Linked DNA regions of Mus musculus: all the other regions are linked to region 1. A link is a loop called in an ENCODE intact Hi-C map of the cell type or tissue named here. Cell type or tissue: heart. All regions are shown on one strand. Each heading gives the region's core, and the rest is flanking DNA. Links, peaks and the distances in the headings are about the cores only.

Region 1 (5,239 bases), core at 589-4,588:
TCTCAAGTCAGTTCATTGTTGTTCCCAGCTTGCCAGTTAACAACCTGCTGCTGGACCAGCTGTGTGGTTCCGGAGTGAGTCTGACAACACCCAGCCGGTTGGTTCAAAGGGTTCATAGATCCAGTACTTGGGTGACCTGATCTTGCTAAACTGCTACAGAAGGAAACTCCTTCTGAGCTGTTGGGAGTTCTTTCTGCAGTGGGCCAAGCACCAGCTTTGGAGGGCCCTCTGGACTCCTGTTAGGAAAGCAGACTTAGGAATCCCAGTCCGTGTTACAGGATCCCCAGATTCCTGGCCACAATAAAGCTGGAGTTGTCTCGGTGAGAATCAGGACTGACTCCTGGTGAACCGAGAGCAATTACCCATCTCTCTCGCATCTGCTCTACTTCCTTTACGTCCAGAAAAAGAGGTTACAGTTACAAGTGCTATAGGACACGTCCCCTTCCAGTATACAAAACATTTCCCTGTGGCTATCAAAAAACCCACTTGGAGCAGAGAAACTCAACAAGGAAAAGCAGCTTTCAAAAGTTCAGATTCCTGTTTTCCGCTTCCTGTCCTGGGATCGCACGATAGAGTCGCAATGATGAGATCCACGTGGAGCAGGTTCTTGGGGTGTCTAACATTCACCGCCGTGGGGCCCCTCCTCTTCAGTCCCGGGTAACTTTCTAGTATCTACGATCAGAGGGAAGAGTCAAGTCATCTAATAGCGCCTAGGCCGGTGGCAAGAAGACCCAGGAGAAGCACACTGCTCTATGGATTCAGAGTGGATCTAGGCGGTAGCTGGGACTCCGCGCACCCGCCGCTCTCAGGGAAAGCACAGGGCAGGGCTCCGAGGGGCGGGGCCGCGCATCCGGTGGGCGTGGTTTGGGTGGTAGCTGGGAGAGGGCGCGGCATGTAGGAAGCCCGAGCAGGCTGTGGGCGGGGCTATAATGGGCGTGACCAGGAGTCGAGTAGGCGGGGTTTGGGTATATTTGAGAGCAGACGCTCAGTCTCCGCAGGTTGGAGGAGTTTCTGGGGGCGGGGCCAGGTCCGTAGGAGGCGTGGCTTTACTCGTGGAGGCGTGGTTATATATTGGGGGCTGGGATTGAGGGCGGGGCGGACCGAGCACAAGGGTAAGCGAGACCGGAGAGCTGGTGAGAGCCGGCCGCGCCTGGGGCGGGAGAGCTCACCGTTGTTGGTTTGCTGGTGATCCGAAGTCGTCCACCCCACCCCCGCTGGGACCGAGCGCCCCCGGCGGAGCTCCAAGGGAGGCAGGCGCGTCGCCAGCCCCTTGCCGGCCCTCCCCCAGCTCGGGAAGAATGTGCCACCAGCTGTTCTCCTCCCGGGAGCACTTCGCCCAGAAGTGAGGAACTTGGAGGAAGGAGAGACAAAGGCTGTGGTTGGGACAGAGGAGGTCCGAGACGCGGACAAAAGGTGCGGAGGAGCAGCAGCGACCGGGGGATGGCAGAGCGGCGGCTCCGCGGGCTGGAGTCGCCCCGAGGCGCACCGTGACACGCGTGGCTTCCCGGGACCTGCCGCTGCGCTGACTTCCGCGACTGGAGCCGTGCCGGGAAGGTGCGGGCGCCGGAACAATGGACAGCTTCTTTCCCGAGGTGAGTGAGTGGCGGGGAGGACCTGGCTGAGACCGGGACCCGGACCGGCACACCGAGCGCGCCCCAGCGCCTGCGCGTCCCCAGGAGGGGAAACTTTGTGGGAATCTCCTGAAACCCCACTCCCTCCGCCGGCCCCGAGTCTCGGATGAGTAAGCCTAGGCAGGTTTGAGTTTGTCCTGCGCTCGCATGTCCCCGGGCGTGGGTGGCTAGCTGACACTCCGCGCCAGGTGAGTCCCCGGGCGCCGGGTGGGGGAGAGCTGCGGACCGGACGGCTCGGGTGCAGGAAACGCGGTAAAAGGCGCAGCCGGGAGGTGCCTTGCTCCAAGAAAGGTCTGGGACTTCCTTTGCTGAACGTGCGGGCTTCCTGTGGCTTCCAGAGGAGCCGGCTAACGAAGTGTGAGCCGGCCGGCTGGGTCCTCGGTCACTGCTTGCCCTGCCTCATTGGGCTTTCAAGTCTGGGGTCCTTACTTTACTAGTACTGCTCAGGTCGGGTTTGCAGATAATTCCAGAGTACGAGACCGAATGATCTTGTTTTTAATGCCATTTTTTTTGGCAGATCTTGAATTCGAGTTTAAATAAAATTTGTTTAGGGCAAACAATGGTTATTTTAGAAGATGAAACCGATGCCCGCTTTAGGGTCTTTGAGGGCGGGACACCACAGTTACTTGAGACGGGACTTGAAAGTTCCCTTTTCCCCCAGGGATGGAGAGCCGCTCTGGTTTCTTGGCCCCGATTCCTTTCTTGGTTGTGTTTATTTAATAAATTCTGTTTAAGTTTTGAGGTTTGAAGTGGCTCAGAGTAAACTTAGCTGACTTTGAGAGAGGCTGATGAGATTTTTTGCTGAAAAGTCAGGGTGAGGTTTTTGTGAATCCAGGACAGTCTTGGAATCTTCCAGCAAATCAGAGTGGTGAGAATTTGCCTGTGCTTTGGCTAGCTTGCTTTGTCAGAGTTAATTGGCTATAGTGTTTCAAGGTCTGACGTTCACTTACTGTACTCTCAGACAGCTACTTATAATGGCCACAGTGATGTATTGTATAATGTTCGAATTGACTTTTACCAAAGTGTTTGTCTCTGTCACCCTGAAAGGCATCCTGGAAAGACATTAACCATCCATTACTTAAAAGAAGGGAAATATATAGAAAATAGAGACCTCAGAAATATATAGAAACTAGAGACTCCTTAATGGCTTTTTAAATTCGTGGGTGTTTGTTTCCTACCTGTATGAAGGCAGCAGGACTTTTGAGTTGGTCTACAACAGTAAATTACCGCTAGGCTGGGTTTTTAGTTGCTTTTATCTATAAGAAGAATGAGGTTTTGTCTCTAGGGAAAATAGTTCTTGACTTGGTGATCTTTTAGAAAACTTGTGTGTGGTTGTTGAAGGGCCACCAGTCTCCCTAAGCCTGAAGACCAAAGTCTCCCCTTGGGTAGAACTCTGCCCCCTAGTGTTAGTGGCGGAAACTTAACCCTAGCACTAACCCCTCTAAGTTATGGGACTATTCAGTAATTCCAAAAACTCCTTTTCACCTGTGTTTCTCTGTGAGGAGATCTCCGTGATTGGAATAACAGTGAAGTTGTCTTTACTGGTTGCCTATTTTCATTTTTCCTCTTTCTAGTGAAGAATCTTAACCCAAAGATTAGTAAGTTACCAGCCCAAGGTTGAAGAATGTGTTACTGGAGGCCTAGCCTTTCCCCTTTGATGCCGGTGGCTGGTATTTCTGGGATATACATATACATATACATATACATATACATATACATACATACACATATATACACATACACACACACACACATATATATATATATTGCTTTTAATTTGCTGGCATGTTTATGTTAACATCATGATTTCTAGTGTTTATGTTATCATAGTGATTTCTAGTCAGCTGTCAGCATTCTGCCCTCCACGTAGCGGCGGGGCAGGTGAAAAAGCTAAACAGTGATGTAGTGATGGGAGACACACACCTGACATAGAGCCTTTTACCTTAATGTCTGAGAACACCGTCAGTTGTCCTGAGAAGGTTTATCCAGTTAGACTGGAAAGCGCTGGAATCACATGGTGTCCAAGGGCAACTAGCTTCTAGGGACTGATTGGTATCCAGGAGCAAGCTAGCTTCTAGGCCTTCCTTAACACTAAGCAGTGTTCTGCTCTTTGTTAACTTTTCTCTGTGATTTAGAGATAACGACCTGTTGCTTGTTAGCCAACAATTTGAAACTCATGCTAACAACTAAAAAAGAAATTAACCGAGTGAGGCCTTACATGTGTGAGTCAGATAACAAGGAAGTAGGAGACACTTGTGATTCTGTGTGGCTGCTGCGTAGACCACCTTTGTCATTGGGGGCCAGGTACCTCTTTGCTGGAGGGGCTGTCTACGCCCATAGCACAGAGAGCAACATCTCTGACCTTCACTCACTCAAGACATGTACCCTTCCCCTCAACTTTCAACACCCAGAATGTGTGCAGATGTTACTGAAGTCACTACAGCCACAAAACAACTCCCAGCTGAGCTGCCCTGAGAGAAGCAGTTGCCTCATGGTCCTAATTCCTGTGTGTGCGCTTCTTGTCTGCACTTGCCTGGTTTAACTGGGATCAGACATCCTGTTAGGGGCCAGTGGCCAGGGAAGCTTGCAGGGCTTGTGCCAATCAGCTGACACTGCTGCCTTTAAAATTCGCTCCAGGATTGGCGAAAGGGAGTGTGCCAAACTCCCCAGTCAGGTTTCAGTTTCTTCATGGCCTTCATTAAGTTTTTATGACTTCTCTTGAGTTAATTGTGTGTGCTCATGCGTAGGAAAGCTTGTGTTTTCTGCATTTCTTGTGACATTGTTATTAAAGAGTTGACTTCAGGCAGAAACTAGGTTTAGGTATGTCTGTAACCAGAAGCAATTATGTACAATAAAACACACACACACACACACACACACACACAGAGTGAGAGAGAGAGAGAGAGAGAGGGAGGGAGGGAGAGAGAGAGAGAGAGAGAGAGAGAATAGCAAAGGTTCCGCTGCAGAAATGACAAGACTGTTGTGCAAAATCGTTGAGGTTTTAAGTGGGCTCTGTGTTCCCATCCCCAGAGCCAAGGGCCTGTGGTTGTGTCTGGAATACAGTGGGGCGCCAAGCATTTCCAAAGAGCTCAGCTCTGCTTTTTATTTTAGGCAGAGGTGTGGCATAATGGCTCTCTGAGTAGCAGACCTTTCAGGGATTAACAACCACATAAATGGACACGTTCATGTCCATACTAAATCTATGGAGGTTGCATATACATAAATGTAAGTGTAGAAAGCGGATCGTAATGTTTCAGGAGGCAGCTTGTTAGTGAACATATGGTAGATAAGCCTCTTTCTCAGAGTCTGGTTCAGTCTGGCTTACAATGTAGCCCTAATGATGTTCCGAGGAGGGCTGCAGGTGTAAGTTAGTGGTAAAGGTCTGGAGTTAAAGACTCAAAACCACACGCGCAAACACACACAGACACACTACACAGAGACACACAAACATACATACACACTGTACATAGATATACAAACACATATACACCACATACACACCACACGCACATATACAAACACATACACATCACACACTCACAAACACATACCACACACAAACACACCACACAGATACAAACACAGACATACATAACACACACAAACAC
Region 2 (5,239 bases), core at 715-4,714, 93 kb after region 1:
TCGCTGGCCTGTACGAGCGCGCCACCATGGAGGAGTACAGCAGGTGCCACCTGGGCGAGCTTCCACCGCACATCTTCGCCATTGCCAACGAATGCTATCGCTGCTTGTGGAAGCGCCATGACAACCAATGTGTCCTCATCAGGTGAGCCAGAGCAGAGAGCAGGGGTGGGCCGACTGTCTGCCCCGCCCAACAGAAACCATTCACTGGAGAGCGCTCCAGCCAACCTGGCTCCTGCTGAGGGCGCTCAGTTGCAGACAGATTGTGTGGGTTGGCGGTTTGCCCTACATAGGCCCTCCGTTCATTCATTTGTTCGATCATTTATTCCCATTTTTCCCTCTTTACTCCCAATTATCTTGCATTATTCTTCTGGCCATTTCACAGATGAAGCACTGTCAATCTGTCTATTCAGTGGCTCTTTGATATTTGAAATATTTTACGTATTTTAGGATGTTAGTCACAATGCTTGAATGTTTTGAGCAAGACTTCTTTTTTCTGTGCTGTAGAAGAAATCTACTATATACATAGAAATCACTTTAGTTAACAATATCCTGATTTTAAGAAATATTTTTAAGAGTCTTTTTTTTTTTTAATAATGGGAATGCCCGTTAAGCAAGTAGTTTTTAACGCATAGGTCAGGACCTCTTTTGGAGTGGGAGTGGGGTCACAGGACCCTTTCACAGAGGTTGCCTAAGACCATCAGAAAACATGGGTATTTACATTATAGTTCATAACAGTAGCAAAATTACAGTTACAAAGTAGCAATGAAAATAATTGTATGGTGGGGGGAGGGGGTCACCACACTATGAGGAATTGTTTTAGAGGGTTGTAGCATTGGGAAGGTTGAGAACCGCTATCCTAAAGTTTACCTATGAGTTAGGTGGAGAGAGAAAGCTTGCTGTGCATGCCTTAAGAGAATGGTACAAGGGCATGTTTATTTAAATTAACTGTGTTAGATATCACATGCCTGTTGGAGCCAAGTCTAACTTGTCTGTATACTTTTCTGTCTTGAGTTAATTTTGAGGCAGGATTTTACTGTGTAGCTCACATTTCTCTCAAACAGCATTTCTTCTTCCTGAGCCTCCAGGATCACCCAGTTCTTACTTACTCGGAAAATAAAGTAACCGGAGCCCCCACCGTGACAACCCTTCCCACCTAGAATGGCATTTTAAAAAGACCTGGAGTACATTTTTATATGCTTCTTACATGTTAATTATTAATGAATGCAAATTGGCCCACTGCATATATCCTATTGGAGCCTGTTGTTTGCTCTGAGAGGCTGTGGCAGGAGTGGCGAGTCCGGTCTGGATGATGTCCAACACAGATGTGATGAAGTGTTGAGGTTTCCATGGAATATCCAAGCTCTTCATTCACGTGTCCCTCCAGGCACCCACTCATGGGACATGACAGTGACTGAGGAGTGACAGGCCACAGAACTGCCACTGTGAATGATCTTGACAGCTGTTTTACAAGGCTTTCTAGCCCCAACTTGTGACAAAATAATTCTATTATTTGAAGAGGGAAGGAAATGGGAAGAACAGTTTGGTTGGGGGGGAGGGCAGTATATGAATACCCACAGGACTTCAAGTTCTGTGACAGTACGACACAGGGACAGATGGAGAGTGCCGTCTGTCATTTTTGGACCCCAAGCCAATCAAGCTTGCCAACACTGTAGCCCCGAGTCACACAGACAGACCTGGTCAGACACCCAACCAGGTAATCGGAGGACAGTTCCCAGGTGGTGGAGACTGACTGGATCTGAGGCGAGCAGGCTGTACCCGCCCCCCATCCTCTCCCCAGATTGGAGAGACTCTTCCTGTGGGGGAGGGGTACCAGTGGAGGTCCTACCGCAGACCCCAGGCTAGGGAGAGCATGCCCAAAGATGGCTGAGATGAGTTCTTACTGCCCAATATATCAGTGAACAATACACTGCCAGGCATGAAGGCATGGGACCCTTTTGCAGCCTGTGATGTGAGCATGCTCTAATGACCGACCATCGCAGGAACCATACCGTTTTCATACAGCAGGATCCGGCCGTTGTACTTGTGGGAGGTTCCCCTGCTTTTTCTCTTTTGAACAAATAGACATGACATGTACATGGATGGATGAACTGATTTCCCCTCCCCCAAAGCCCGGGGAGAGATGGACTTTGTTCTCTTCTCGGTCACTGTAGCAACGCTAAAGCTAACGTGAGGCTGCAGAAGTAGCTTGTCAGTGTGTTAAGTGGATCAAACAGGGATCATGATAATTGAGAGTCCGTCCAAGTGAGGATACCCACTGTGGATAAGCAATAGCGTGCCTAATAAGGGAACTTGACTTGTGACTCAAACATCATGTAAGATTGCTGGTTTGTTTTGCTTTTGTAAGTCAGGCTCTACGCATGTAGCTCAGGCTGGCCTGGAACTCAGGATACATATATCTATCTCAGTCTACTGAATGCTGGGATAAAAACGTGCTACCAGCTGAGTGATGGTTGTGCATACCTTTAATCCTAGCACTTGGGAGGCAAAGGCAGGTGAGTCTCTTGAGTTGATGAGGCCAGCCTGGTCTACAGAGCAAGTACCAGGACAGCCAGGGCTACACAGAGAAACCCTGTGTTGAACAACTAAAAAAGGGAAAGTAACTTTACGTAGCTAAATGAATCCACAAGAGTCTTTGTGAATGGATTTGTGGCCCAGGCACGGTGACTTTTAATCCTAGTATTCTTGGAGACAGGGTCAAGTATCTCAGAGTTAGAGTTTGAGGGTAGTCTGTTTTACCAGGGCCATCCAGTGCTATGTAGTGAGACCCCATTCAAAAGCAAAAGAATTGACTCGTCACTAGAATGTGGGGTGGGGTGGTTTTGTATTTGAAACCCAGTCTCACTCTGTAGCCTTGGCCTGCCTCTGCTTCTCCAGTGTTGGGCAGTGACACCACGCAGGCCGTTTGGTTCAATAGAACTTACCAGCAGATTTGTTTTTCTTTGTTTTGTTTTTTACTTTTTCTTTACTCCTCCCCTTCTGTTCCCTCTCCTCCCCTTCCCTGCCCTGCTATCTCCCTGTCCCGTCTCTCCCATTTCTTTAAAGAAAGTATTGGAATTAAGAAAACAAGAGCTAGGTTGCTAGATACAAGGATCTGTTTGGTTTCCTTGGGCCTAATCTGCCCCCTGGTGGATGCTGTGTGTCTTGCTAGTCTCACAATGGTCTCTCGCCTTCTTGGCATTAAAATCACAGAATATTCTCTTTCTAGCCCTCCACATTATCAAGTAAATTTTAAAACAAGTAGTTTAGCCTTGGCTGAGATCCCCAGCTGGGCATGGCAATGCCGGGCCTTTAGGGTTCCATTGTGTACTGTTTCAAGGTTGTTCTGCTCTGAAACTCTGTTTTTAAAAAAAAATTAAAATTTTTAAAATGTATGTGTATGAGTCTGTATGTTTGAGATCTACCACTGTGTGTGTGTGTGTGTGTGTGTGTGTGTGTGTGTGTGTGTGGAGAGATTAGCTTGTTGTGGTCTTTTTGAATGTGAGTGAACTCTCGAGATGCAGTGTAGTGTCAGGTGACAGAAGTCACAGCAAATGTACCTGTAGGAGCTGCTGACTCCTGGTCATGGTTTAGGTGTTGAGGGAACCTTCAAGCCGTTAAGTAGAGTGAGATTCTCCCTGGGAGTTAGCAGAACAGGGCAAGTCATGAGAGCAGGGGATGGAACAGGAGACCCACACTGACTGGCCGACTCCGTGCTACCTTTGCCGGGGTCGAAGGAGGAGCTTCCTTCTCAGACTGACCCAGACAGACTGGAGTTTCCTGCTTTCAGGAAAACCTCGTCAGACCTGCGGTTCATGTGCTTCCTCAAGGCTTCAGTTTGACTGTGCAGCACTTGGCTTGAGTGACTCCATTTTTGTATAATCTAGTCCTTCCTTCAGGGCCCAGTACAGAGCTCAGTCTAAAAAAATAAAATAAAATAAAATAAAATAAAGTAAAAAATAAAAAAAAAAACATGGGGGCTGGTGAGATGGCTCAGTGGGTAAGAGCACCCGACTGCTCTTCCGAAGGTCCAGAGTTCAAATCCCAGCAACCACATGGTGGCTCACAACCATCCGTAACGAGATCTGGCGCCCTCTTCTGGAGTGTCTGAAGACAGCTACAATGTACTTACATATAATAAATAAATAAATCTAAAAAAAAAAAAAAAAAAAAAAAAAAACAAAACATAACTTTTGTCCTGGGTAAAAAGCTAAGGCTAACTTGTCTGTGTGGCTTCACACCAGGACAATATGTGGTAGGCGGCCAGCCTTAACTAACTGTCAACCAAAGGATGAGTAAATCAGAGGAAGTGCTCAGGGTCTTTGCTTGCTTTGTGTTTGGAGTTGTCAAAAATGGAGCCACTTCTTAACTGGGCCTTTTATATTATGGGATGGTATAAAAGTAACTGGGTTTTTGATCTTTGTTTTTTTTTTTTTTAATTTATTATATGTAAGTACACTGTAGCTGATTTCAGACTCATCAGAAGAGGGCGTCAGATCTCATTACGGATGGTTGTGGGCCACCATGTGGTTGCTGAGATTTGAACTCAGAACCTTCAGAAGAGCAGTCAGTGTTCTTAACCATTGAGCCATTTCACCAGCCCTCTTTGTTTCTTGAAGTGTGTCTTGCTGGGTACTGAGCCAGAGTTGGGTGTTTGGTTAGACAGAGAACATGTGACAGAGGGCATGGTCTGTGACTTACAGTCAGAAGCAGGAGAAGGACATGTGTATGGGTGAGGACTGTCTGGAATGGGACCAAAATCTGTGGAGAAAGGCTCACTACCGAAGCCATGATGTGAGGACTGTTTTAACTTGCTAAGACCTTTGGACATGGGCAGGAGAGATGGCTCAGTGGTTAAGAGCACTGACTGCTCTTCCAGAGGTCCTGAGTTCAATTCCCATCAACCACATGGTGGCTCACAACCATCTGTAATGCCCTCTTCTGGTGTACTCATATAAATAAAATAAATCTTTAAAAAATAAAAATAAAAACCCTTTGGACATAATCTTTTAGACCCTAGAGATGCTCCTTTAGTTAGCTATCAACTAGGAAATGATAGAAATTAGGTTTGATCTGATTTTTATGTTAAGAAAAATGTGTTGTTTTGGAATTTGATGCATAGAGGGCATGCTTGATCAGCAGAGGCAAACAGAAAGGCAAAGAGCCTATGTCCTAGGTTTGGTGATTGGCTCACCGGTGTCTCAGCTTCTCAGCCCTGTCCAGCGCCTGCAGCAAAACCACC
Region 3 (5,239 bases), core at 421-4,420, 180 kb before region 1:
CAGTGCTAGACAAAGATTGGCAGAGGTAGTTGTCGAGCCAGCCCATCATGTGACTAGAACGCCACAAATATAATGCAGTGAGCAGATAAAAACGCCACAAATAAAATGCACTCAGCCTGAATGAGGTGGGTGAGTCAAGATGTCAGGCGAAAGGCTTGGGGCAGCAAGATGGTGCAGTGGGTCAAGGCACTTGCCACCACCAAGTGTTACAACAAGAGCTCCATCCCTGGCCTGGGACCCACATGTGGAGCAAAAGACCAGATTCCTGCAAGCTCCTCTAACTTTCACCCCCCTCTCTTTCCCTTCCTCCCTGGTATCTCTCTGTCTGTCTCTGTCTCTCTCTCTCTCTGCCCCCCCCCTCTCTCACACACACACACAGAGACACTAATTTTCTAATGTTGGTAGTTGGAAGTAACATTAACTAAGCAAACCATGACTGGCTGTCTTATATCAGGAAATATGAGAAACAGGACCCAGCCAGCCTTCTGTAGCTGCCCAAATAAGTAACTGCAACTTAGTTGCTCAAAGCAACAAAAATGTAACTTCCTCCAGGCCTGGAGGCCATAGGTCAAGGTGTTAGTGCGGCTGTGCTGGGGAAAATGTCTCCTTGCTTCTTATTAGCTCCTGCCTGCCGTCAGCATTTCCAGAAAAGCTGTTAGCATTTCTGGGCTCATGGCCCATCAAGCCAACCTTCTTCACACCATACATATGTCCTTATGAGAGTATCTGCCATGGACATAGGTCCCACACAAGTGATCAGTAATTTCCCCATCTCCAAAGCTTTAACTCATATGTCTGCAAATATGGAAATGTCCATATATGCTGGAGATCAGGTTGGGGACAATTGTTTGGAGGAGGGGTCATCATTCAACTCTCTACATTGCCACGATCCAAAACCAGCAGTAAAAGCTGATGCAGAAGCCCGGGAGGCAAAAGCTGCACGACAGCGGCTGTGTGCGCACACGACAGAAGAATATAAACCCCAAGAGCTGTACTGCGTTGACCATGGCGGACTGTAACCTCCCTGAAACAAGCATGTGAAAGGCCGTCAAGTGTCGGAAAAGCTGAACAAGTATATTTAGGATAAAACCTCATTCTTTTTTATGGGGTTTTGTAGGTAGTCATTCATTCATTCATTCATTCATTCACTTTGCATCCCAGTATCTGCCTCCCTCTCCTCCCAGTCCTCCCCCACCCCCATCACATGGCTCCCTCCCACAGGGACTCCACAGGAAGACCAACAGAATCTTTTTCTTTAAATCTTGAGTGTAAGCATGTCCATGAGCGATGTTTGTGGACATGTGTGCGCATGCTTGTGTGCAGGAGGGAAGCATGTGTAGTTGTGTAAGTCAGAGAAGACTATTCCCGGTGGTGGGCCTTGACCCCTCCCTTCTTTGAGACAGGGTCTCCTCTCATTGTTCTCTGTTGCATACAACAAGAAGCCAATGGGGAAATTCCCCAATGGGACAATTACTGATCACTTGTGTGAGACCTACATCCATGGCAGATACCCTCATAAGGATACATGTATGGTGTGAAGAAGGTTGGCTTGGTGGGCCATGAGCCCAGAAATGCTAACAGCTTCTCAGAGTGTTAGGATCCGTCTGTGAGCTCTTGGGAATCCTCCAGTCTCAGCTTTGCATCCTGCCCTAGAAGCACTGGAATTACAGATAGTCTACTTTTCATGGGCTCTGGGAACCTGCCTCAGCTCCTCACACTTGCAGCAAGCCCTTAGTGCCCTGTGCCTAATTAAACCTTTCACTAGGGGATAACGAGTGTGAGCCTGAGGAAAAGAAGGCTTGCCCAGAAAAGCAATGGACTCCCGTCCAGCAAAGACTCTCAAAAAGAGAACTGCTGACTTTCATTCAAATCACGACAGGTAAATGCACAAATGCCATTATCCTATAAGGGACAAGGTGACATTATCCATTACTGGATCTCAGAGTGTTAGGATCCGGTGTGACATGCATGGAGTCCCAGGTCACCCTATCTACCTTCTGAGACTTGTGCCCTAGCCTGGGGTTGCATGGCTCATACTGTTACTACTCTTACATTCTCAGTGAGCCTCTGATTGTCCTTCGCCTCGCTGCGGTTAATTACTAACTTTGTAACACGGGAAACTCCAGCCAAGCGATTTTATCCCCTTTCCCACTGTAAGTCAATGAATCCGGGAATCTGTAAATTTCCTTCCACGGAGGCTATGGATCTTTCCTATGAGGTCTTGAATGTAGAACACACTCCAACTCTCTGGAGGGATTCATATAAGGCTCTGTGCTTGTGTGGGGGAGGGGGCGATTAACTAAGCCCCCCAGGTTCCAAGGGTCTCAGAAGTCTACCCCATAAGAGCCCTTGACAAGCCAAGGCCAGTAAGGAACAAGGTCTATAACTCAATGTTTCTCTTAGACCATCCCCTTACACAAGAAAACCCCTGAGTTCTGGTTTCAAGGACATGCCTTTAAAGAGACATGTATGTACCATACCAGAGACTCAAGGGTCTCTTCCCAAACACTTGTCCATATAGGTTGTTGGTTCAGGAGAAACTCTTTTTTAATTACGTGGTAAAATGAAAGAAAACAGCTAACATTTTTTTAAAACCCATAAAACTTCCTTTTCTTTTTGGCTTATTTATGAAATATCCACCCCTGTGGTTCTTCATAGTAGCTTCACAACAACTTTTTGGAAGCATGGACGAAAACTGATCAACCAGAACAAGCATGAATATCACAAAATTCCCGCTAGGGGGCGCTGTAGTTTAAAAAGCTCCAGAACAAACTCAAAACCCCTAATTTAGGTAACACCGGTCATTTTATTAACATGCCAAAAAGGAACTGTTTCTGGGGAACGAAATGCTACTGTTTCTCAGACGTAGCACAGCAAAACAATTTCAGAAGGCACTCACGGGAAAATAAATTTTTAAAAAAAAAGTATTTTTCTGGCCGCCGTTGCTAAAAAGTAGCTGACTGAAGCGCTCAGGGTTGGCCCCAAACTAAGGTCAGAGTGTACGTGCCCCGGAAACCCGAACCAGCCCAAGAATGCGCACGAGGCTTCGAGCCCAAAATATCACGAAAAAAAATCCTACTCTGTGCCTCGCTACTCCGCCCTCATCCCACCCCCCCACCCCACTTCTGCTGATACCCAGAAACAAGAAAAAGTAGGCAAGTGGCAGACCCTTGAAAGTGAGAATTTGGAGTGGCAGAGGTTTAATTTCATTATGTGTCGCATGTGCGCTCCCTGAGGAGGACACAGCTTACTTGTGGAAGGCGTCATGTGACAGGGAAAAAAAGGTCAAGCAGACACCTTCCCCTCTAGCTGAAGCAGAGAGATGCGAAGCGAGTGCCAGGGACCAGAACCTCAGACTCTGATCCAGCCCAAAGTGGTTGATTGCTTTTTCATTAGTCATTTTCAAAACATAAATTATTCATTACTCTAAAAATAAAATCCTAGTCTAGGAGTTGAACACCCGAGGGCTTGGGACAAGGCAAAGGGAAGCCAGGACAGAAATTTTGAACAAAGCTCAGCCAGTGTGCGCGTGCGCACTGGGCACCCCGGCCATCGGAAGCATCCTTCACACAGAAAACCCTCACAGTGCCTGGGGCCAAGGGAACCCTTCCGTTCATTTGGTCAGAGCTAAGGATAGGATAGCATTTCAAACTGCGTCAAGATCCCCTTCCCCATCTTGTGTGATGTTCTTTGGAGATGTAATCAAGTTAAAAAGAAGCCATCAGGGAGAGTCCCCGTCCAGAGTGACTGTCATCTTTCTGAGCAGAGGACGTTTAGAGATACAGAGAGACCTGCCATGGAGCAACAAAGGCAGAGACTGGAGTGGCATATCTATAAAACAAAAGACGCCAAGGACTGGTGACAGCCCAGCAGTCAGGAGCAAAGTGCTGACCAGCTATTGCGTGGAAGCCCCTGGAAACGTCCCTTCCCAGGCCTTGATTCCAGACTCCTAACCCTTGGATCTGTGAGAACACAGGGTCCTGTTGTCCAAGTCACCCGGCTTGTGGTATTTGTTCTGGCAGCCTAAGGACACTAACCCCAAAGTCAGAAAGAAGTCGATGGAACAGAGGAACCCTGTGAAGAGACCCTTAATTAATGCAAGGTCCTGGGACATTCTCTCTGTTCTTGTCTCCCCTTTTCTCTGTTTCTTCCCTCTCCCAGTCAACAGTTCTCGGTGATTTCTGCATCCATTTGTGTGACTTAAAAGACCAAAAAGCTACATAGTCTGCCTGGTGTTTTAAACCACTGTGCTCCCGCGAGTCTCAAAGTATTGCGGTAACTTTTTCCTAATCTTAAGTCATTGAGAAGGGAAAGGTAAGAGGGCAGCATTTACACTCTGTATATAGGCCATTGGCAGAGTGGTTCCTTAGCAAGCACGTGACTCCAGGTTCAATATGTTATATAAGAAAAAAATACTGGGGGGTGGGGAGGAAAGGAGGAAAATAGCACATAAAGATAACATCTCTGAGATGCAAAGAAGAGTTGAATTTCCTATCTTAAGTCCTCATCTTACAGAACTCCGAAGAAAGGATTTCCAGCTCCCTCTTTCACTCGGTTACCCTGTATTATTAATTATCACTTATAAGAATAAATAAATGGCTCAGTGGTAGTGGCACACGCCTTTAATCCCAGAACTCTGGAAGCAGAGGCAGACAGATCTCTGAGTTCCAGGCCAGCCTGGTCCACAGAGTGAGTTCCAGAACAGCCAAAACTAGCTACCAAGAAAAACCCTGTCTCAAGATAAATAAATTAATAAATAAAAAGAATGAATAAATGTTCCCAAATGACAGCTCATAAGCAGCTGCCTTTAGGAGATGGTCTGTGCATGGCAGCATGCCTCCTGAGGACTTTGACGGGGGATGGGCGGTAGGCAGATGTAACCATGGTCCCATGAGAGGCAGTGAAGCTGAAAAATTCCTCTGTCTGGTGTTGTTTGTCTATCCTCTTAGGACCACACACCCCATTGGATGGTTCCCAGATCATGGTTCACTTAGTTGCATCACAGTTGCAACCTAGAAGCTGAAGGTTGTATCATATAGCCTGTGTGTGAAGTAGACTGTACCATCCGGGATTGTAGTTATGAATCACGCAGGGACAAAGTCACCATTTTAACAAGGTATTTCCTAGAATATGTTTAGGTACACAGCTTAGACAGAAACGGCTCTGGTTTCTGAGAAGCCGTAAATCCCAGAACAGAATGGTTCAAGGGCATTGTCAGGCTCTCCTGTTCCACTGCCTA
Region 4 (5,239 bases), core at 743-4,742, 87 kb before region 1:
TGATATTGTCTTTGTGGAGAACCTAGCCAACAAAATCCCAGGGTGGAAAGAGTAGGTAAAGCACTTTGTTAGTGCCTTAGAAAAGCAGATATGAGGGAATCGTTGAAACCACTGGAAATCACCCTTGAAGGGCAGTGGGCTTCGCACAGACAGCCTGGTCTCCAGTTGACCATAAGTCTTGAACCCCGGTGGACCCTATGGGTGGTGATTTCTACTTACATGGGATGGATGGTGTTAGATCATATCTCCTGGTTCCCTGGCTCCTGTCGAAGCTACCACCCCCACAGCCCCCAGCAGGAGAGGTGTGTGTCTATCAGTCATGCAGTCAATGTCCCAAGCTTCTGGCATTCTGGCTAGACTCCATCTTCACAGTTACCTGACTATAGCCAGGTATGCTCCTCCCTACCGTTACCTGATAGCCCAGCCCACTATAACAGGGGCTGCTTGGTCCCTCCTCACTCTCTTTAAGCTCTCACCTGTCTTACTCTCTATTCCTCCTTCTCTCTTTCCCTTCCCCCTCTCTCCACGTGGCCAGGGCCAGCCTTTCTCTTTGTACCTTCTCTCTCTCTCTGGCTTTCTACAATAAAGCTCTAAAATCATAGACTGTCTTTGCTCATCAAGGCCGTGCTTGAACGATGGGATAGGCTTTCCCCTAATGAGCCATGTCTAACCTCCTGCCGGAAGGCCTTCTGCACTTCAGCTATGGACAGAACCAAGAACTCTTGCCTGTGTGAGAACCATCTAGCGCCCCCCCCCCTTGCCTCTCCTCCCTTTGGCCCAGTTGCTGACTGAGCTGCCCCTGGGGCCCCCATTCTGTTCGCAGCTCTTCTGAGGTGTCCAGCATGAGATGCCCAAGTCTGAGAACCTGGTACCTAGGACTGCCCCTTGTCCACCACCCACTGAGCTTGGGTTTAGTGGCTTCACACAGCCAGACACCCATCATGGGGCTGCATGGAAAGCAGGCAGCAGTTCTTCCACATCTGCCCACCCAGAGCACCAGAACTCTGGTGAGATGTGGGTTTTCTCCCACTCCTTCTTTCCCCAACACCCACTTCCCTATAACCCTGACCTGAGAACTACAGAGAGCCTCATAGAATACTCAAGGCAAACCGACTAAACAGTGCTCCCTAGACCTATCAGAGCCGACAGCCACTGAAAGACTTGATCATTGTTTGTCATGGCTTGTTATACTAAATCATAGGGACTCTTATGTTTTTTTAAGTCTTTCTATTTTGGTGTGGTTTTTCAGAAACAGGGTCCCATTTTGTAACCCAGCATGGTCTTCAACTCACGCAATCCTCCTGCCTCAACCTCCTGAGTGCTGGGTGCGAGCCATCATAAACAGCCTTCTTTGCCAATCCCCTTAAGTATAGATCACACCTAATTTTCTATTACAGGATTTAATATATCCTGAAGAGCATCATGTCTGTGGGTCGATGGTCTCCAGATTCCCTCTCTCTTAATTTTAAAAGCTAAAATACACCACAGTTCCAGTCCTGAGGCGTTCCTCTCTTGCTCATGTGCTCTGAGTGAAAGGTGTCTGAAAACCAAAGAGCCTTCACAATCTAGCTCAGTGTTTGTGCACCAGGAAAACATTCCTAAATGTTTTTAATCAATAGCACACTTAAAAAAAATCCAAGTGTCAATCAAGAGTCAAAAGAGGTACCATTCAGTTCTCTATACAATGACTATTATACAACTTTGAAAATAAATGTACTATATTATGCACAACTACACTAACTGCTTTCAAAAGCATTGTTGAGTGGAAAAATTAACTCACCCAGTGTGACTCCACATGGCTTTCTGACACAGACAAAGCAGTGTAACAAACCACAAGAGAGCAGGGTAGGATCAACACAAAACCCAGGCCAGTGCTTCAGTGCTTATCTGGTGGGATTAGAAGTGAGGGGCGATGCTCAGATGGGCAGGCGGAGCATCAGAGGAGCAACCGCTATTGTTTTGTGCATACTCTATTGGACTTTATTGCTCTGTAATTGATCCTGCATTAAATGGAGTCTGCGCTTCAGGAGTGCTAAAAATACACAGACGCCTTGGTCAGCAAAAAGTTTCAGAATTGGCAAGATACATGAGACAAAGGATTCCTGGAACCTCCTCTGGGGTGCTGCCAGAGAGCATGTAGAAGCTTCGCCTTGGTTGTCACGTGGTTGGCAGCCCAGTCGGACCACCCCCAATGAGAGGAAGGCCAGAGAAGCAAGCCGCACAGGCCTGGCTCCTACCTTCAGTATACCTTCTCCTTTGGCATCAAAAACTCCCCGAGAAAAGGAGCGGGAGTTTATATTCATCCCCTGGGCAGACAAGAATGAAAGAAACCACAGTGCCCACTCATCATATCACAAAGCAACCTTCTTAGACATTCCGTGGACACTGCAGCGCAGAAGTAAGCCTTGCTGAGCCGTCTAGTCTATCTCAGAGAGCCTGTGAACAGGAGCATGTGCAGAGCTTCCGGGCGGTAGAGAAGGTTAGCTGTCCCAGACTCAAGGATTCTCTCTCTCCTGACAATTCAACCAGATGGATTCCAAGTGCTCCAGTCCCCACTGTCGTGACTTCTAAGTAAAGCCACAACAGTACTGTCTACCAAAATAGTTACATTATTTATTACTCCGCACGGAAGCGGTTGGTCCTCCGGGGTACCTCTCCACCGCTGCCTTGGTGACATCTTCTGGCAAAACAAGAACTGTTTCTGTGACTTCTGGTTTGCTGTGTTTGTTTTGTTTTGTTTCTTACTACAATGCATGGGTCTTTCTTGGTGCAGTTTGTACAGGTCGCACGTCTGCCATCCTTGAAGGGGGGGGGGGGTTCCTAAACAAACACGTACAGCACAGGCTGGTCCGCCTCACACCAATGCCACCATCTTGAAATACACCTCTGTGATAGATTCACTGAAGAGCACAGATCACTTCCCAGCAAAGCCGGAGCTTTCCCTGCCTGCTTCCTCCCGACTTCTGCCTTTCGCTCTTCGCTCTTCGAATGGAGCAGGACTTCTGCTTCACCACAGTACAGGGCAGCAGAGTTCCCTGGGGTCCTATGAAGTAAAAATAAATTTTAAAAATTATTCAAAGAAAAAAAGAAAACAGTTCCCGCACCCACCCCCCACCCCCCAGGCAGTGGGTCCGTTTGCTTTGCTGTCTTCGAACTCGCCTAGAGTCAGACTTATGTAGTAGCACTTGACTGTTGATTACCTTGCCCAGGTCCTGGAAGCTGAGCTTCCAGGATTCTCCTTCTCAGAGGAGAAACATCACCCCAGCCACCTAAGCATACTGTATGGCAAAGTATGCGTACGTGTGTATACAAGTGTTTTCTTTTTCACTTCTTTCGGGGTTTCTGTCTCCCTGCTAGGCAACACAAGGTCAGCCTAGTTGAGGGTTTTCCATCCTACGAAAGATGTGTGGGAACTTCACAGCAATCTGCAAGGATCTCTGGAGACAGATGAAAGCCCTGTGACCCTCAAGTTCTTCATGGAACTGTCACCACGGTCCCTTTTTTTCTGGCTCAGTACAGGGACAAGGAAATGTGCCTTGCTTCATCTCTTCTAAACCGAGACTTTGGGGACTATGAAATGTTACTCTCTCTCCTATTCAAGACTTAGCCAAATATTACTACTGCATTTAATTAATCTAATCTAAACTAAACTCAAATCCAGGGCTGGACAATACAACCTACACTACCCACAAAAATGGTGTTTAGAGCACACACACACATAAACACATACATTCAATACAGAGACATACACTCACACATATATACACAGACACACAAAAACACATACATACACATTCACACACACATACGTATAGGCACATACACACACATATACACACATATACATGCACATATAGGGACATACAAATACACACAAACACATATACACATTCACACACACATACACGACATATAGACAAATTTACACACACACATATATATATATACATGCACATATAGAGACATACACACACACAGAAACACATACATACACATATAGACACATACACATTCATGCATACAGAGACACATGCATACACTCATAAACATACCTATATATACACACATATACATACACACCTACACATACATACATACACACACACGTATACTCACATACACACACATGCACACATGTGCACATACACACCCCATTTAATTCTTTCTGCAGCCTTTTTTGTGTTTGTTTGTTTGTTTGTTTGTTTGTTTTAAAACAGGGTTTCTCTGTGTAGCCTTGACTGTCCTGGAACTCACTCTGTAGACCAGGCTAGCCTTGAGCTCAAAAATCCACCTGTCTCTGCCTCCCAAGTGCTGGGATTAAAGGTGTGCACCACCACTGCCCGGCTTCTACAGCTTTTTCTGCTCATTATTCCTTGTATCTAGTTCAGAACTGCAGACATTCCACACAAATTAATTTCATTTCAGCTGAATTTCTTCTAAATTCTTAACGCTATTGCCACTGACAACATATTGCATGTACCACTTTCTAGAAATGATCAGCTCAAGTGAGAGAAGGTGCATCAGCAGACTGTTTAAGGAGATATAACCAGCGTAACTGGGTCAATATCATCTTGCCCACTTAACTTCTGCTGTCATAAAAGTCTCCAGCATACACAGGACTTTTAATTTAATGAACTTGCCCTTGTAACGGAAAAAGATGGGAGCATAGAATTCTAAATGCACCAGTGGTTCCTATAAGGAGCAAAAGGTGAGTATCAGATTTCAAAGGAGGGTGACAGGAGTGGCTCGGCCTCTTCCCAGCCCAGCCTTGTAGGTGGGATTGCAGAGAGAGAGATTTTCACAAGGGTGTTCCTTACATTAGGAAATTCCAGAGGTTTTTCTCAACGTGGGAATCACTACTAATACTAACGAGGGGGACAGATGCTAGTCTCTGCATCAGTTCACTATAATGTGGCCATTGAGTAAATCTGCTGTTCTGAACAGCAGCTGGTTCCAGGTTGCTGAGAATCTGCCTGTCTTGAACCCAAAAGCATAAACACTCCCTCCAACTGGCCTTGTCACCATGTTCCAGCTGACACCTGAGAAGCCTCCCGGCATGAAGAACTAAGTGGAGTGGTTCTCGAAGCTCGCCCCGCTTTCTCAGTAAAGCATGCTCAGTGTAACACCATACGTGTACGTAGTTCACACAGATATGTCCGTGTCACATGCAACGCCTGGATTTAAAGGAAAGACCTCAGTCAAGACTGTTTATGAAATCAATCTGCTTGTGCCAATCTCA
Region 5 (5,239 bases), core at 622-4,621, 160 kb after region 1:
GCAATGCTAGCGCGCCTGACAGTGCTTATTCCTGCATCTGTCATATAAGGGACGCACGACCTTTGTCAGTCCACTACTCTGGGGCACTTGGAGGAGACCGTGGGACGGGGCTTGCTCACACCCCCAGTCATTCCTGGGTAGACTGTCAGTCACTGACTACTGCCATGTGGGCTGCTTAAAGGGACTTCTCAGATAACTGAGGAGGAGCCATTTTGTCTGTCGGGGTGGAACAACGTTCTTGGATGATACAGCCGGGCCGGATCATCTTCTGCACACCAAGCAGAAGCCCCAAGCCCCTCCTCCACCGGGCAAGGGTCTGTTGAGTGCGTGTCCGCTGAGGCAAGGCTCAAAATGGCCTGTGGATTTTGTGGCTTGGCTTGATTGACTCTGTAACCCTTTCTCTGCCCTTTCTTGGGGGTGGGGAAACAGGTGGCTTAATGAACTCCTGGAAGCGCCGCTGGTGTGTCCTGAAGGACGAGACCTTCCTGTGGTTCCGCTCCAAGCAGGAAGCCCTCAAGCAAGGCTGGCTGCACAAGAAAGGCGGGGGCTCCTCCACGCTGTCCCGGAGGAACTGGAAGAAGCGCTGGTTTGTCCTTCGCCAGTCGAAGCTGATGTACTTTGAAAACGATAGCGAGGAGAAGCTCAAGGGCACCGTGGAAGTCCGCACCGCCAAGTATGTTATGGCAGCTCGGCTTCTTGACTAAGCTGATGTGTGCACGCGTGTGTGTATATGGGAGCCGACATCAGTGTAGGGTAGCGTTCCTCAGAAGCCGCCTTTTAGAGGCGGTCTGTCCCTGGGGCTCGGGACTTGCCAAATAGGTTAGGCTGCCTGGCCAGTACACCCTAGGGAATCCTCCTACTTCTGTCTCCGCAGTGCTGGACTTGCTGATACGTGCCAACACACTCAGCTGGTTCTTATTTTCCCTTACCAACTAGCAAGGAAAAGAAGAAGCTATGCAAAAGCACATTGATGGTACAGACAAGTACCGACACAGAAATCCCCTGTGGGGTTACAGCAGGCCACCTGGGGGTGTCTTTTATTGGACTTACAGGAGCAATAGTCTGTACTTAGGGGTGTAATATGGGCGGTTCTCTATTTTGATGGACAGATTTTAGTTATGTAACCTTTGCTGTATACCCTTCCCATAATGCATTGGCTTTTAATTATATATAGGCATAAGCTGTTAAATAGGGGGGGCTTGCTAAGTGTTTACTTACAGGGAACGTGGACTCAAAATAATTTCAGTCCCAGTAGTCTCTTTTAAATCCCCTCTCCCTGGCTGTAACTGGAGTATGATGAACTAGAGACTGTTCTCATTTGGTGGTAGGTAAGGGGAGGGGACATTTATTTCAGTGTTTAGAGTAGGTAGGTATGCATGTGGTTCAAGGCAGGCAGGAGTGTCCTGAGTTACCAAGAGGTTGCTAGAGGCATTATAAGGAGAGGGGTATGTGTAGATAGTAGCACAGGTGAGGTCTCAACGCCAAGTGCAGTTGGGTCTGGTCTACGCGCCTCTTCCCGTCACACCCAGATTTTAAAGTAGGTTCTGCAGCTTGGACCTAGGTCCGAGAGCACCTTGCATATCAATTACTTTACAGACTCAACTATCTCACTAGCCCGAGAGTTCTTGGCTGCAGTAGACTGGTAGAGATACTCAGACAGTCTTGACAGTTCACTTTCACTAGGTTGAGTTGTGAAAGAACTGGAAAGCAAGCCTCAGTCTTGGAATAATTCACTTTATTTTCTTACTTATGCATTTATTTATATGCGGTGGCAATTACACGCAGATGTTCCTTCTCACACAGTAGACAGATAGGCCCTTGAACATACACCCACTGGAAATGTAATGCAGCGCCCGCAGAGGAAGTTGTCTTGAACAAAGCCAGGTATAATGCACACCTCTAAACTCAGCTCCTCCGGAAGGCTTAGGTAGGAGAAGTAAAGTTTGAGGCCAGCCTGGGCTACCGGAGAGTTTGGGGGCAGCCTGACCTATATGATGAGAGCCCATCACAACAAACTGGGAAAAGGGAGGGCAGACGTGGAGGGCCGGCCCCTTCGAGTTCTTCCTCGATCTGGCTGCCATACAGCAGTTGAATGGGGAGCTGGTTGCCAGGCGGGTTTTGAGATGAATTGCTAGCTTCTAGCTGTGATGTGCGTCCTAACCCCTCGCCTGCAATTCCCCCACACTGGAAGAACAGAGCTGCAGTTTGGATACCACACAACCTCTCCAGCCAACAGTCCCATCTAGAAGCAAGGCTCTCGACTGTCAAGGGACCACTGTTTTTGTTAAAATTTAATGTTTTTAGAAATTTGCTGGGGCAAGGGTCAGCTGTTTTTCCCAGTTAGCTAGGTACTGGGCATAAAAATCTGATTGTTTAAGAATAACCTGTACCCCATGCTGCTGAGAACCGGGAAACCACAAATATTTGGAAAGTGGCAAAATGAGCTTTGAGAGATGAAATTAGCCCCAGAAGTCACCAACCGGCCTTAACAATGGAAGATTGTTCTCCATGAGCTAGTGTCAGCAACTTAGGAAAATTCCTAATGGGAATGTGGAAAGGAAAAAGAGGCAAAACAAGGCGTTTGTGTATTTGATTTTTGAACCAATAGCAAGGAACAGACAGCAAACTTTGGGGTCTTTCCAGACTGTCCAATGGGGGTTCACTAGGAGCAAGATTAGATTTGAGGGCGTTTGGGTCTGTAGAGTTCCACAGCACGGCTCCCGAATACGCAGACACAGGCTTGTCCCTGGCTATTGCTGACACAGTGTGGGACAGCAGGGGGGTATTACTGTCGACCTAGATATGGCAGTGTACCGGGTCACGTACAAATGTGAGGAACTGCAGTAGCTGCTATTAGTGTCTGAGGCGAGTCCTAGAGCCTCAGACACCAAGGGACAGCATCATGTCCCTTCTTCTTTGCTATTCACACCCCTCCTTAGTCAGGGTTTCTGTTGCTAGAAAACCCAACTTGGGGGGGGGGGGTTTACTTGGTTTATACTTCCAGACCATAGTCCATCATGGAGGAAGGCAGGACAGGAGCTCAGACAGGGCAGGAACCTGGGGCCAGGAGCCGATGCAGAGGCCATGGAGGGCTGCTGCTTACAAGCTTGTTCAGCCTGCTTTTTTATAGAACCCAGGACCACCAGCTAAGGGATGGAACCAACCACCATGGGCTGGGTCTTCCCCCGTTGATCACTGATTGGGAAAATGCCTTACAGCTGGATCTCATGGAGGCATTTTCTCAACAGAGGCTCCTTCCTCTGTGATGACTCTAGCTTGTGTCAGCTTGACACGCAAAACCATTCAGTGCACACAAGAATAGGGGAAAACAAAATTCACGTCCTTACCTTGCTTCAGTGACTCTCCAGCCATGCAGAGCAACCACTGACCTGTTCTGACCAAGTGCATTTTGCTGAAGCAAGTTGCTGGCATCGTTTCTTGTAAATATGTTAGTATGCTCTTAGGGACGCTTTGGGGAACACAATCCATTCTCACCAGATTGAGAGTGTCACCGCCTACCATAGATTCCTGCCATGTTTCCTACAGTTGCCTCATCGGCGCAGCAGAGACTACTCTGTTGGTTTTCTTGCTTATGTAGACTCTTTCTTTTAATCAGAATCCAGTAAGGCCTGTGCCCAGCCTTTTGATGCTGCAGCACAACATTGTCGCAAGGTGCACACTCAAAAGCTGTACAATAAGAGAAAAAGAAAACCAAGAAAACAAAACAAAACAAACAAAAAAACCCCACAAAACCGCACACTCTTTTCAGTACATCTGGGCCACGTTCCCAGCCATCCTGGGCCATGGGGCCCTGCCCGTGGGTTGGACATGTCTGGTTGACGTAAGATCACACATCTTCAGGCTTATAGATTCCCATCACCTCTGTCCTGTCTTTCATGTGCAGCTGGAGTCAAAGACTCTTTCCCGGGTTTCTAGGCATCACTGGTTACGCGCGACTGCTTGGCTGAGCCTGTTCCTTCCCTTCCCAGTATCTCAGTTTAGGAGTCATTCTTTCTGCTGAGTACTTTGAGTCTGCTGTTGTTGGACTCTCCTATTGCCTAAAGTGTTTCTATAAAGAAAACATTTCCTAATGGTTACCGCCCGTGGTTACCCCGAGGTACTCTTTGTATAGTATAGTCAGGCTGAATGCTTGCCTTCCGTTCGTCCTCTGGTTCCAGGAAATCAGTGGATTTCTTTGCATCATCGGGCACTGACCACTGTTTTTGTTTTCCCAAGTATCTTCCTGCACATGTGGGTTTAACAGGGTATTCCAGGCACTGCAGCTCTGCTGGATTCCCACAGTAGCCCCACATCTGGACCGGCAGAATTCGACAGGCCACGTAATCCTCGATCTGTTTCCTGTCCATGCAGCCATCTCTGAGAGCTTGTTTCCTAACATGACGAGATGCCCTCTGCTCTCTTTAGATCGAGGCTCTCTCAACAGAAGGCCTTGGCTTTATTGTTTTAGTCACCATTTGGGGGAAGTCCTGAACTGGAACCCAGCTATACTGGAGCCCCATCAACAGCACCGCCCTCTTCACTTCAGAGAAGCGTATTCGCTCCTTTAGCCCTGCCTTTGTTTCTGAGCATTTCTGGGATTTTGAGGTTCAGAGCTGTGAGGCTGGTCATGGAGTCTGAAGCCTCCTTTAACATACATGGAGGGTCTGAGTTCTTGAGAGGGAAAGAGCCAGTATTCCTGGGGCTCGTTCTTCTGCCTACGAGGACCTGTGCTGGTTGGGTTTTAGCAACTTGACACAAGCCAGGGTCATTTGGGAAGAGGAAACTTCAACTGAGACAAAGCCTTGATTAGACTGGCCTGCAGGCCACTCCAAGTGGGGGCATTTTCTTGATTTATGCTTGATGTAAGAGAGGCTAGACCACTGTGAGGAGTGTGAGCCCTAAGTAGGTGGCCCTGGGTGACATAAGAAAGCAGGCTAACTGTGCCATTTTGAGGAAGCCAGTAACTACCATCCCTCCATGGCCTCTGCTCCAGTTCCTGCCCTGGCTTCTCCCGGTGATGGACTGTGATCTGGACGTGTAACAAATAACTCTTTCCTCCCTGGGTTGCTTTTGGTCCTGGTGTTTATCCCATCAGTGGAGCGCAAACTAGGGTGGCTTCCATCGTGAGACCCACTAGGCTACCCTCTTCTGTGCAGAGGAGGCACCACAGGCTCCGCCTTTTCCCTAGGGTCTTACTGTTGGTGTGCGAGTGCATGTGCCATGGTTCATTCGTGCAAAT
Region 6 (5,239 bases), core at 779-4,778, 140 kb before region 1:
GAAAGGAGGGAAGGAAATATAAAAAGAAGGGAAGGGAGAAAGGAAGGATGAAAGGAGGGAGGGAAGGAGGGTGGGAGGGCCATCTTCTACCACATATGCAGCCAGCGCCATGGGTCCCTCCATGTGTATTCTTTGGATGGTGGTTCAGTCCCTGGGAGCTCTGGAGGGTCTGACCTGTTGATGCTGTTGATCCCTCCATGGGGCTGCAAACCCCCTCAGCTCCTTCAGTCCCTTCTCCAACTCCTCCATCAGGGATCCCCGTGCTCAGTCCTACATTTTCTGTAGTCACATTTACAAAGTAAAAAAATAAGTGGATAGAAAAGTATTCTAAGAGGATTAAAGTGTGTCTCAATGGCAGAGGAGGTGCTCAGCACATGCAAGACATAGCAATTCATGGGGTTTTAAAATCACTGGGGGGGGGGGCTATATACCTGCTACAGTATGAGTGTGGAGGTCACAGGACAAGCTGTAGTTCTCTCCTTCCACCGTGTGGGTCCCAGAAATCCAGCTCAGATAACCAACTGTGGCGGCCAGTGCTTTTACCTACTAAGAACACTTGCTGCCTCCCCAATAATAATTTTAATAGTATCTCTTATTTTACCCAATGTGCACAGACATATAATCATTTCCATGTACAACCAATACAAAAAAATACATTGACATATTTTATATTATTTCTGTCATTACTTACATCCTTGAAAAAAAAAAAGAAAAGTAAAATCTCTAGCTTGGTATGCGCATTACAGAGATAGCACATCCCCCAAGTCCTGCAGACTCATTCACTACCTGTGGGCAGCCACTCCCATGTCAGAACACTCCTTTAAAAAAACCCACTGATCATAAGGTGCCTTTTGGGATTGATGACAGTGACAAGGCCAAAAGCTGGATATCACTGGTCCTTTAATAAGACTTAATTCACAGGAGTAAATGATACTTATTGCTACTACAAAGTATCAGAACTTCCATGAAAAGTTCCTGAAGGAGATTTATGTGAGAATACATAATATGGCTTCCATCTGAAAAACACTGAATAGACTCTCCTTTAAAAAAACAAAAAAAGCATTACTGAATCTTTGAATTCTTCTAGCAACTTAAAGAACTTAGGGAAAACATGTGCAAGAACGTCCATAGCAGCCAATCACTGGAAGCATTGTAAACGCCTCTCAGAGGGTGAATGGAAAATCCACACCATGAACATCTCAGATAGGTCAGAGGAATTATGGGTAAAAGCAAGTCCATCTCAAAAAGTTGTGACTCCATTTGTACAACACATTCAAAATTAGAGGGGGAAAAATAACTACGTGTGTGATTGTCATGTGCTTAGGCTCGTGGGGAAGCCGGGTGTGTGTACACAGTGGTAGCATGAGAAAGCCTGTGCTAGAGGCACAGTTGTGTACAGACTGTGGTAAAGAGGAGACTAACACGCCTGTGTGATAACATCATACAGAATGCCCCACACTCACAAACACACAGATGAGTGTGTGTCAGGTACTGAAAGCTGAACACGGCTGTCTTAGTTAAGATTTCTACTGCTGTGATGAAACACCGGGACCAAAGCAACATGAGGCAGAAAGACTTCATTTGGCTTACACTTCCACCTGGTCGTCCATTGTTAAAGGAAGTCAGGACAGAAACTCAAGCAGGGCTGGATTCTGGAGGCAGGAGCTGATGCAGAGGCCATAAAAGAGTGCTACTTACTGGCTTGTTCCTCTTGGCTTTCTCAGCCTACTTATAAAACCCAGGACCACCATCCCAGGGATGGCACCACCCACAATGTGCTGGGCCCTCCCACATCAACCACTAATTAAGAAAACGTCCTACAGGCCTGCCAACAGATGGGTCTTATTGAAGCATTTTCTCAACCAAGGCTCCCTCCATTCCAGTGACTCTAGCTTGTATTGAGTTTACATAAAGCTAGCCAGCCCAGCGGTCTCTCACTTACGGTCTCTCTCGGACGGTACTAAAGTCCACATCGTGGCTTTGACTGTATACTGATTATGTAATGCGTGACCACTGAAAGGTCAGGTGAAAGGGAACTGACCTCTCCATCTGCCTTTCCCTTCGGTTTCTTGTAGTTTCCCAGGACTCTGTCATTCTTTCACTTTACAAACAAACCAACAAAAAAGTACATCCCCAAAGAAAAACCCTTTAGAAGTGAGAGCTGCGGAGAAGAGCCAGCCATACAAGAAGCAGCTCCAGTGGGACAGCAAGATCTGGCTTCTCGGGAGGCAAAGGAAAAACAGAACTTGCTCCATCATCTGTCTGTGAGTTCAGGGTCAACGCAGGAGGGTAGGAAGAAACGGATGGACTTGGTCAGAACTAAAGCAGTTCAGATCCGAGGGCCCCAGCCCCAACCCCAGCCCCAGCCCCAGCCCCAGCCCCAGCCCCAGCCCCAGCCCCAGCCCCAGCCCCAGCCCCAGCCCCAGCCCCAGCTCCAGGAGTCTTCTGCCTTCAGGTACACAAAGTGTGTGCCACAGCCTTCGAGAGCCAAGTGGCATACTCACTGTGAGAGGACACAGTGTGCAATTTCAGAACCCCACAGAAAGGCACAGTTAGGGACCTACACACAGGGCCAGCTAGTCGCCTGTTATTAAAACTGCGGCCTACACAGCGTATGTTTCTTTGAGGTATTCAATTCTTTCGGGGCACATGTGAAAACAGTACTATATATGCACTGTTCTTTTCCAAGTGGTAAAACGTGGGTGAAAATCGGTGTAACAGCCACAAGTGTTAGCCTACAGAGAGTGGACCCCTTGGAAGGACACAGGAAATTCAGTTTGTTAAGTTTTGAACTGGCCACCAGAGGGCTTATTCTAGTCTCAGTGAAATAACACAGTGTAATCATGGATTTGAAATTTACAGCATTTTTACAAGGAAGAATGAATTGAAAACCAAGCTCTGGGTTTCTTGCTGTGTCTAATATCTGGCTGAGTCTACAGTTTGTAAAATGTGAAATTGGCTGATCAAACGCCAATACATACTTTAAAGTTATTTTCTTATTTTTAAGTTTGGCTTTCTCCGTGATGGAAACCAGCCACCCCTTAAAAGCACGAACACAATTTCATTTCCCAGTAGGTAAGCGAAGTAGGGCCAAGCACCATCTTAATTTCTGTCAGTTTTATTATTAATATACATATATAGATCCGAATACTGTGCAGGTCAGTAAGAGGTCTGCAGACATTGGCTCTTTATTTATTATTTAAGATAATTCTGTCAGGCTATGAAATGAATTTTCCCAAGCCACCTCTGTCCCCACACCTATCTCTGTTTAGTGGTTTCAGTGCATTTTGTTGTGAGGCTTTAGGGAGAAACTCTCATATTCTTCCTGAGAGGCAACCTAGCTTTAGGGAAAGAAGGGCTGGAGGTCAGAGATGTACCAGTTTGCTTGCCTAGCATGCATGGAGTCCTGGCTTCCAGCTCTACATCTCTAGCACAAAAAAAAACAAAACAAAACAAAAAAAAAAAAACTGGGACGTGGAGGTGCATGGGAGGATCACAAGTTCAAGGCTGTCCTTGACCATAGCCTGGGATACAGATAATCCTGCCTTCAAATTTAAAAAACGAAGAAGGTTTGCAAGTCCTATTTCTGCAGTGCTAACAAGGAAGTGTTGGCTGTGGAGACCTTGCAGAGCAAGGCCTGGGTCTTGTATTCAGCATTGACCAAAGGGCTCTCAATCCTGCCTAGGGTTCTACCTCCATACACTCCACTCCTAAAGCACAGGTCTCAACTCTCTATTATTTTATTACACATGATAGACAAGAGAGCTAAGCACAGGAACAAGTCAGTCACAAACTGCCATTAGTTCCCTGACCCACTGTGATGGTTTGTATATTCTTGGACCATGGAGTGGCACCATTTGGAGGTGTGGCCTTGTTGGAATAGGTGTGACCTGGTTGGAATGGGTGTGTCACTGTGGGCGTGGGCATAAGATCCTCACCCTAGTTGCCTGGAAGTCAGTCTTCCACTAGCAGCCTTTGGATGAAGACATAGAACTCTCAGCTCCTCCTGCGCCATGCCTGGCTGGATACTGCCATGCTCCCACCTTGATGATAATAGACTGAACCTCTGAACCTGTAAGCCAGCCCCAATTAAATGTTGTTTCTTATAAGGCTTGCCTTGGTCATGGTGTCTGTTCACAGCAGTAAAACCCTAAGACACCCACTGACCAATTTATAGATTTTCTCGATTCCCAGATGGCACCTAGGATCTTGTTTTACTAATATCATCTGCCTCTCTGTTTCTGACTATCTCTCTGACTCTGTCTCTCTGTCTCTCTGTCTCTCTGCCTCTCTCTCTCTCTCTCTCTCCCTCTCTCTTTCTCTCTCTCTCTGTTTTGTTGTGTTTCAGACAGGGTCACACACAATCCTGAATTCATTGTATAATACAAGATGGCCTTAAATTCTCTTGACTCTTCCACCTCTCCTGGCTCCTTGCCGGTAGGTCCAGGAGAGAGGAGAGAGGTCCCAGTTCTGCCAGGGTCTCTCCAGGGCTGAGCAGGATGGTGAGTGTTTCAGCCCAAAAGAAACACACCGAGCTGGGAGTCTTGTTAAAGCAGGAACTCAACTCTATGGCATCAGCCTCTCACTTATATAAGTTAAGAACATAGGGAGAATTTTTGGTGGGGTAAGATGATGTAGGAGGCAGGGAAGGGTGATGGAGGGTATGGAATGAGTGACAGGGCCAATGGCAAAGCTTTATATCAGCAATGGCAGGGCAGAGGCAAAGCCAAACAGGTCTTGCTGAGTCATCCAATATGGAAGTGACTGAGACAGATCTCAAAACTCCAGGCTTAGGCTTTGCCACAAGGCCACAGAAACTGGAGCCAGGCTCAGGTTTGTCCTCAAGGCCCAAACCAGGGCCAAAATGGGGCCTAACACACCTTGGTTTCCTAAATCCTCCCGAACTCCTGGGTTTACAAAGGTGTATTACCAAACCCAGTTAAAGCCCAAAGTTTGCTGGTAGATTCAATGGGAAGAGGGTTTGTCTGGAAATAATCACAGTGATCTATACAGTGCAGCCAATGGGCCATCGTCTCAGCAGACAAAGCTCGGCTGGAAGAGTGGAATGTACATCTCATCCAGCCATGGACCTAATCCTCAGCACTGCATAAGTGGGGGTAATGGCCAAGCCTGTAATCTCAGCACTTCAGAAGTGGAGGGTCATTCTTGGCTACCTGGTGAGCTGGAGATCAGCCAGCGATACAGGAGCATCTGCATAAATATGATTTATCAATGAATA

What was found. A loop is a pair of places that touch in the nucleus more often than their neighbours do. Peaks named below come from ENCODE experiments on the same cell type or tissue, not always from the same donor. Only the 100,000 strongest peaks of a DNase experiment are listed, where the experiment ranks them.
Region 2: a loop joins it to region 1, with 2.8 times the contacts of the local background. A loop is called at or near these places in 16 of 42 quality-filtered maps.
Region 3: a loop joins it to region 1, with 7 times the contacts of the local background. A loop is called at or near these places in 24 of 42 quality-filtered maps.
Region 4: it touches region 1 in a loop (2.0-fold over the local background); 4 of 42 quality-filtered maps call a loop at or near these places.
Region 5: it touches region 1 in a loop (2.8-fold over the local background); 2 of 42 quality-filtered maps call a loop at or near these places.
Region 6: it touches region 1 in a loop (11-fold over the local background); 7 of 42 quality-filtered maps call a loop at or near these places.

The regions. Positions count from the first base shown.
Region 1 is chr15:25,621,439-25,626,677 of GRCm38, forward strand. Myo10 (myosin X) reads left to right here and starts at 1,112. Exons shown (of 41, transcript NM_019472.2): 1 at 1,112-1,592. The coding sequence starts at 1,572. In heart, for the core only: CTCF peaks have their summits at 1,236 and 3,032 (motif pointing left); DNase peaks (open chromatin) are centred at 983, 1,783 and 4,203; H3K4me3 peaks cover 2,477 bases; H3K27ac peaks cover 1,473 bases.
Region 2 is chr15:25,714,075-25,719,313 of GRCm38, forward strand. It overlaps Myo10 (myosin X), which reads left to right. Exons shown (of 41, transcript NM_019472.2): 4 at 1-142. Among named protein-coding and RNA genes, the nearest start is that of Myo10, 94 kb to the left of the region's middle. In heart, for the core only: CTCF peaks have their summits at 3,152 (motif pointing left) and 4,223; no DNase peak of the experiment used is centred there.
Region 3 is chr15:25,438,428-25,443,666 of GRCm38, forward strand. All of the region lies in intron 1 of Gm48957 (predicted gene, 48957), which reads left to right. Among named protein-coding and RNA genes, the nearest start is that of Gm48957, 27 kb to the left of the region's middle. In heart, for the core only: a CTCF peak has its summit at 2,734 (motif pointing right); DNase peaks (open chromatin) are centred at 3,024 and 3,264; H3K4me3 peaks cover 800 bases; H3K27me3 peaks cover 1,553 bases.
Region 4 is chr15:25,534,504-25,539,742 of GRCm38, forward strand. No RefSeq gene overlaps it. Among named protein-coding and RNA genes, the nearest start is that of Myo10, 85 kb to the right of the region's middle. In heart, for the core only: no CTCF peak of the experiment used is centred there; no DNase peak of the experiment used is centred there.
Region 5 is chr15:25,785,374-25,790,612 of GRCm38, forward strand. It overlaps Myo10 (myosin X), which reads left to right. Exons shown (of 41, transcript NM_019472.2): 27 at 430-673. Among named protein-coding and RNA genes, the nearest start is that of Retreg1, 55 kb to the right of the region's middle. In heart, for the core only: no CTCF peak of the experiment used is centred there; no DNase peak of the experiment used is centred there.
Region 6 is chr15:25,483,584-25,488,822 of GRCm38, forward strand. No RefSeq gene overlaps it. Among named protein-coding and RNA genes, the nearest start is that of Gm48957, 72 kb to the left of the region's middle. In heart, for the core only: a CTCF peak has its summit at 2,796 (motif pointing right); no DNase peak of the experiment used is centred there.